Regions from separate parts of the Homo sapiens genome. Here region 1 is linked to region 2. Evidence: chromatin contacts called from ENCODE Hi-C or POLR2A ChIA-PET data. All regions are on one chromosome and are shown on one strand. Each heading gives the region's core, a stretch centred on a gene start or an enhancer-like site at or near the end of the contact. The rest is flanking DNA. Distances are from core to core; before and after follow the strand shown. Region 1 has its middle 31 kb from the start of CHST2. Region 2 overlaps SLC9A9 (solute carrier family 9 member A9).

Evidence for each region. Hi-C counts contacts between places; a loop is a spot of excess contacts on that map. ChIA-PET counts read pairs that join two places held with the same protein, here RNA polymerase II (POLR2A). Pooled maps may share reads with other maps.
Region 1: a map of heart left ventricle shows a loop between it and region 2 (1.8-fold over the local background). The contact joins two enhancer-like sites. A Hi-C loop is called at or near these places in 1 of 168 maps with a recorded cell type or tissue (heart left ventricle), 2 of 37 single-sample maps with no recorded cell type and 3 of 50 pooled maps. POLR2A ChIA-PET finds 5 or more read pairs at or near these places in 5 of 52 experiments (MCF 10A, OCI-LY7, T-cell and 2 more).

The regions. Positions count from the first base shown.
Region 1 is chr3:143,149,100-143,152,807 of GRCh38, forward strand. No RefSeq gene overlaps it. Among named protein-coding and RNA genes, the nearest start is that of CHST2, 31 kb to the left of the region's middle. Within about 2 kb of position 2,406, at least 2 of the 41 ENCODE cell types and tissues checked have a DNase peak (open chromatin) inside an H3K27ac peak, as active enhancers do.
Region 2 is chr3:143,301,171-143,304,788 of GRCh38, forward strand. The region is part of intron 14 of SLC9A9 (solute carrier family 9 member A9); the gene reads right to left. Among named protein-coding and RNA genes, the nearest start is that of SLC9A9-AS1, 39 kb to the right of the region's middle. Within about 2 kb of position 1,854, at least 10 of the 41 ENCODE cell types and tissues checked have a DNase peak (open chromatin) inside an H3K27ac peak, as active enhancers do.

The sequences.
Region 1 (3,708 bases), core at 1,156-3,655, 150 kb before region 2:
GAAATTAAGGACTTTAATGCATTTAAAAATCTTTATCAGTGCCTGTTTTGTGCCCAATTAATGAAGCTTTGAAGGAGATCTGAGGTCAGGACAAGTGGTAGGAGAGTGAGGTCAGAGAAAGGAGAAAAAGATTAATAGGTAAACATAACTGCAGAACTGGAGAACTATAATAAGTTCCTATGTTAATGTGTCAGGAAGAGTAGACGGCTGCAATCCAACCCATTGTGTTGTGGAAACTTCCACAATATGGATGCAGAATAACACAGTGGCTAACATCACAGCGCTGGAGCCACTGTCTGAATTTGAACCCCAGCTCTGTGATTTACTGTACAATCTTAACCTCTTTAAGCCTCAATGTTTTCATCTGAAAAACAGGATGACAGCATTTGACTTATATGATTGCTGTAAGGTTTAAATGAATTAAAATGGTCAAAGCATTTTGAATCATGCCTAATAATAACTCAACAAATGTTTGCTTAAAAAATCATTGAACTGACATACATTTAGCATCTTCTGTATGCCAGGCACTGCTCTGGGCACAGGAGAGTACTGGCAGAGCACCTGCTGTCATCGAGCTTTTAGACACGTAAGAAATACATGTATAGAAGCACCATGAAGGAAAATAAATGAGGACAAGGAAGCATCGAATGTGTTAGGGAAGGTGGCCAGGGATGGCCTTCTGAGAAAGTGACATTTAACTTGATGTATGATAAATGCTGGGTGATCTTAGAGCCTGTATCAACAGTTGGAGGTAGAGAAAGACTAACTTTGATAGCATTTCAGACCTGTGATACAGTCCTGTGGCCAGGAACTCCAAGAGCTATTATGTTGTTCCATAACCATTCCTTTGAATGGAACTGGAAATTGGGTAATTATGGGATCAAATAATCACAAGTGGTAGGCTATGGGCAGCTGAGGAGAAAACTTAAATTAGCTGCACATCCCACATTTTAAGGAGCGTTATTTGCCTGTTCTCTGCACCAAATAATTCCAACTCTGCTTAGATCCATTTTATAGGTTTGAAAAACTGAACTACTGACAAATCTAACCCACATACAAACATATGAGCATTATACATTTGTATAATACATTAACATAAAGTGCCCGTGTTCTTCACACAGCTGTCCTGTAGATGACAACACTTGCACTGAATGGCAGGCTCGTTGTTTTGGCTGCTGCTTGTAGTTGTGTGTGGTATGGTCAGCTCAGCTGTTGTGGTGGACTTGCCAGTTGTCTCTCCAATATATATTTTCACTTTAGTAATAGAATGGTGATTTTGTTAAGGGTTGGCAGTATGTCCAGCTAAAAGGGTACACCTCTCAGACTCTTTCATAGCTAAGAGTAGCCATGCGACAACATTCTGATCACTGAGTTGTAAGTAGAATGCTTCTAAGGGATTTTTGGAAAATTATTTGCATTCTGAATACAAATGTTACGCCTTTCAATTTCTTTCTTTTCTTCTTGCCTGGATGTACATGTGATGACTGAAGGTGCAGCAGCTATTTTGGAAACATGAAGCAGTAAGCACGAGGATGGAGGCCTAAAATACAAGGCTTGTGGTGCAGAAAGAAGAGCAGAGCTGGAGCCCTGCTGTCAGTTAAGTCTCTGAGCTGTTGCTAAGACTGCTGAACCCCAGACTGCTGCTTGCATAAGACCAATACGTATACATTCTTGTCTATTTAAGGCCCTAGAAGTCAGGTTTTCTGTTATTTGTAGCAGAATACATTTCTAACTGATACAAATAGCTTCCGTAACAATGGGCTAGTGAATGCATATACATTTCTCCTTTTTGAAATGGGCACTAGATTTTATGTGAAAACAGAGGATGTATGAGCAGATAATGAAAACAATATACAGTCTAGTTCTCTGTAGAATTGGCCTTTCTAGCTACAGCTTTGTCTTAAATTATGGCATCTAGTCTCCTATATCTTTTGTTTCTTAAAAAATTTAAACTGAAGCAATCTATTGTGAGGAAGCAGATGGGCCACTTGTGTCTCTAGATCTGGCTGGGCTTAGTTCTGCTCTTACTTGGCCTGATTTCTTGTCCTGGCTTTTTTTTTTTTCTTGGTCACACCCTCCAGTTTCTTCCTGGCTCTATTTGTCATACAAATCAAATACTACTCTCTCTGTAACTGTGATTTCAGAGCAGTTCTTGCTCCATCATTTTGGCCAAAAGTGATTTGATCTAAAGCTGTGAAAATGACCAGAGAGAGACCATCTGCAGTACTATTTGCTTGTTCCTGGCCCTTCAGAAAAAAGTTCTTGATCAATGCATCCCAAGGTAATTGTTGTTTCTCACCCGAACCCTTCTGGCTTCAGTCCTCAGTTTACGGGAGGAAGAAAAGGGGCAGGGTTTTAGGCAGTTGCAGCCTGGAGTTTGACGCTCCCCTGCGCATCCCTCGGTGTAGCTTGGCAAGAGCAATGGAAACAGCACACGCACATCCTTTAGCCATCAGCAAACAAGAACTCTATGTCTGCCAAGATGTGACGGAGCATTCAGGCTCCTCTTTGCTGTGTCCACATCTGCTAGAGATTTCCCAGAGAAAAGAAATTTGGATATTTCTTCACCCAAAGTGGTGATGGTCTTATGGAGAGAGCATGGGTGAAATGGAGAAGTGAATATGGTAGTCATGAACTGCTCCTGCACCTGGGAAATAATCTCCCTCTGAGTTCTTCCTCTTCTAATAAACATACAACTACATCCTAAATCAAGAAGTGCCAGTACTGCATACCTACAAATACCAAAAGTGGTAAAAATGTTAAAATGAAATGGACCTCTCTGAAGCCCTGCCACCGTCCCATGTGCTCTGGCAACCACTGCCTGCTGCAGGAGAGATCATCACCTAAACTCCTTTTTGTGAAAAAGAGATCTTTCCCCCCCAGTCTCCAGTTTCATTTTCCTCACCGCTTTGTCCTTGTGTTATTTATGGGACAAGGCCCAGGAGTGAGTTGCTGAGGTACTTTTCTGCATATGCTTCATAAGTTTTATGAACCTCCATTGAATTTGCTTTTTTGTCTCCCCAGTCTAGGCTGAATAACTCCTTTCTGGAATAGAACCCATCAGCCAGCTGAAGGCAGTGCATATGAAACTCCAGTCCTCCAGCCAGCCAGCCTAGAGCCCTCTCAGTCATTGATTTACTTCATTTCCTGACACGAGGGGGCACCTGAAATTGGGCACCCTGCTTCAGCTGAGGCGAGTAGAAGAGGGCATTTGTTGTCTCCTCTGCTTCTCAGCTCGTGAATGCTGCTGCTCACTCCCTCTTCAGAAGTCAGGCGGCCTCTTCTCTGGGGAGCATCCCTCCCTTACACACTTTGCAAAGTGCTAAGCTAACTCGAAGCACTCAAAAATCAGAAGCAAATCCATTTGCTAAACCCAAGCAAATGGAAAGGCAGGTTGGGGCTCTTGTTTACGAATCAGGCAAAATATGGAGTTGAACTATCCAAGTGTGGTTGCCGTTTGTCACTGAGCACTCTTCTTATTTAATGGAAATGTTACATTGTTGGGAGAGTTTTAGAGAGAGGTAGGTCCCAGAGACCCTTGATAAAACCAAAGAGAGGGGCAGATACATCTTATTCTTTACTCTTTATTTGCTTGGAAAATAAGATGCTTGCATTAAGATTTGGCATTTTCAGGGAGTCATGCAAGGATGCAGGGTCTGCTGGAGGTTAGTTGCAGAAGGCAGAGCCGTGTGGCATTGGCTCTGCTGG
Region 2 (3,618 bases), core at 604-3,103:
CAGCTTTAAAATCACTCCTGCTGCCCATCTCCCAAATTGTTCTGATTTGCTTACTAAATTTTGACATTTGCGCAAAATGCATACTTTGTAAGTCTTGGAAGTTGGTAATATTCAAACTATAGTCTTCTATCTCTCTCCCTCTTTTAATAGTACCAACTGCTTCCTCTTCTATTCACACATAGTTTAAGTTTAATGCACCCCAGAGCTGCAGAGAAATCAGCAAGAGGGCGGAAATGATTTTTTAAAAGCTGTGGCATGAAGATTGGCCTTGCAGGATTAGCCTTTTTCTTGGCCCTCTAGTGGAAAAGTCCACCTATACTTGAGGGTGGAGGTCATGCAGACAAAAAGCCTTCAGTAGGCAAGAGTAGAATGGAATAGCTGGGTGTTAGGGCCATCCTCTGCAGAAGATGAGACAGACGCATTCTCCAGCAGCAGTCCTTAAATGTTGGTGTGTATCAGAATCACCTGGGGATCTAGTGGAGCCCACAGTGACTCAGGCCTTTGAAGTAGTATAGGGCACAGTCCCTGTGTTTTTGCAGCTTCCCCTAGTGATTCTGACACTGACCAAAGTGTGAGAACCACTGTCCTAGAGTGTTCCGCTTTCCCTTGGTGTTTTTCAGTTAGTGTCTTCCCAACCACATTTCTAAGCCCACCCAAAGCTGAAAAGCTTTCTTTTTCTGGTGTGCAAAATACTAGTTGTATATGTTAATTTTCAAGCCACTCTTAATGTCAGTGGAGGTGTTTTTTATGAAACCAGGAGGGGCCAACCCTTGCAGAACTGCAGAGTGGAAATAAAAGAGGTTCAGAATCCTCATTATCTCAACTTGTCCTCCTTCACCCTAGGAAGAGTGAGAGGGTTGGGGAGAGAGGTGTTGCTAGCTGCTGGCCTGGTATATCTTACCTGGCACCTCTGCTAGGGGCTTTAAGACAGTGTTGTCCCACCTTTGTCACAGCGGGCCAGGAATCTTTTGCAACTCTGGATTGTGATGCAGAGGATGAGGAGCACGTTGCCTTGAGCATTAAAGCTATGGTGGGTGGGGGATGCTGGAGGCATCAGCCCCCATTTCCTCTGGATGATTGCCCTAGTATATACAGGCAATAGGCTTATACATCTTTTCTTCACTAGCACTCAGCATACTGCCCAGAATACAGTAGGTGCTTAATGAATGCTTGTCTAAAAAGATGGAAAATCGGGTAGCAGAGAAGAACCAAAAGATGCCAGAAAATAGAAAGAAAAAAACATTGAAGGTGAAAATGAGGTGTTTGTATTAATAAATATTAAGAGGAATGAATTAAAGGGCTGAAAAAGCCCAAGAAAGGAGATGCAGGAAAGGCTGGGAGTCCTGAATGAGGTTTGTGTGGAGTGGCGGGGAGGAGGAGAGAGCCCCTGAAACAGCCAGATAAGAAGGAAAAATAGCAGGAGGGAAGGAAATAAGAGCAGTGATGGAGGGACAGAGGAAAGCAGTAAAGAGCCAGGAAGATGGCGAGAGGGAGAGCTGGCAGAAAGGACAGATCCTCCAACCAGCCAGCAGGTTTGGTCTTATTCCTTACTGGGAACAGACAGAATGACTGCGTTTGACGAGGAGTGACTCAGGCTCAAGACAGGCAGAACTGGAGGATAAAGCCAGATGGGTACAAGTGAAGTGGGTCACTGTCAAGAATCATCACGTTTTCTGGAATTCGATGTTTTCAAATTGCATAATCCTCCTTGTTCTCAATTATCCTCCACAAGAGTGTGGAGTCCCTCCCACGTTACAAGTCCATCTCAGTTAAGCCCCAGACATGCACTTCTAACACCACGGAGGGCTTCTTGGCAGCCTTCCCTGCCCGCCCTCTCCACATCGTGCCCTTCCCCTGCAGAGGGACAACTGGCTCTCCAGGCATTTCCCTTCCGGACTTCCAGTGTGACACACACGCTCTGGCTGCTTTCCTGTCCCCAAAGACTCTTACTCCTCCAGGGCCACTGCCAGCCTAGTCACAGCCTTTGTACAAATTAGAGAGGCCCACCTGGATCATGGGCAGATGAGAACAAGGCACAGTCTGAGACTCAAAGAAGTAGCTGTGTGTTTGTGTTGGGGCTGGGGAGGGGTGTGTAGAGGAGTGTTCAGGGAAAGTTTCAAATAGAAAGTGATATCTGAACTGAGTTTCCAAAGGGGAACAAATGTTTTTCCTGTTCCAGGTGGGTTTTTTTCTTTTTCTTTTCTTTTTTTTTTTTTGAGGGAAGGAGGGAAGGAGGCAAGGCCTCTTGGGGGCTGGAACAGCATGTGCAAAGGAGCAGAGGTGTGAAACAGCATGCTATCCAATATTGCTGGTGTGTTCTTGCATGAGAGGCAGCAAGAGGAGGACTAAGTGATGAGAATGAGGTTAGACTAGGTAGGAAGGGCCAGGTGTCTGGTTTTAAGCAAGGGAAAGACACAGTGAGACTTGCATTTGAGGATGATTACTTTGGAAAGATATTATTTGCTTTTTACATATGAGCATACTAAACCTCAGAGAGGTATTTATAAGTGACCTGCTTCATGTGACACACTTAATAGCGGAACTAGAACTTGACTCCACCTTGTGCTAAACCAGGGTCTCCTTACCTACACTTCAGGTCTGGATGACCTCTGAGATTTCCCTTGCAAAACTTGCCAGGCCCATTTGACTCCTCCCAAAAGCCAAAAAAGACTTAGATTCAGGCCGGCAGAGGCACTGCCCTTGGTCCCCTAAAAAGATGACTTAAAACATCTGTTTTCTCCATTTCTTAACAGAGGAACTTTATTCATTCCAGGTTAGTCTTTAGAAAGCAAAACCAAAATACTCCACTGGACATTTACTGGCACAGATTTCCAGAAAACATATATATACTGAATGGGGGAAAGAGGATGAAGAGGTCTCTTAGACCTTTGTGGGAAGATGGCAACTAGAGTCACTTCTTAGTCACCCACTGGAATGGTGGATAAGTCAAATTGTATCCATTGTTTTGGGTCTCTTCCTGCCACATAACTTCATAATAGGTCTGCTTATGATAAAAATGCAATTATTTCAGTATTTCTCCTTTTTCTGCCTCTCATACATAGGTGAGATTTCTCCTAGATAGATGGCCTCAGGGAGAAGAGAGGTGAAAAGAGCCATTAAAATCCAAACTCTGGTTGTCTGAGCCATCCAAGAAACACCCACGTTAATGGCTGTGCCTAGGAGGCGCATATGTTTGACTCCAGAAGCAACAAACATTCTGGTTAGACATGGGATGTATTCCCCTGTTAAGACAAGGAACTGAGAGAGGAATCCAAAGCCTCTTGATAAGTTTGAGTTTTACAAGAGAGGCACTTTGGAATAAGAGGGGATGTTATTGCCTTGTTCAGACATGGCTTCATCTTGGCAGCATTCAGGCCTTGGGTTAAGAACTTGGTTTCGAGTTGACAGACTTGATAAAAGTCCAGCCATGGCTGGCTCATAAACGAGACACCCAAGATCTATCTTCAGAAAAGCCAATATATTTCTATTATCACTGCTGATAAGGCTGATTCTCTTTGAAGTTTAATAATGACTCTTCCAAAAATGTTCCCTCAGACATTCAAAATCCATCTTGTATTAGTTTTCCTAAAGGCTGGTTTAACACCCTCCCATTTCCTA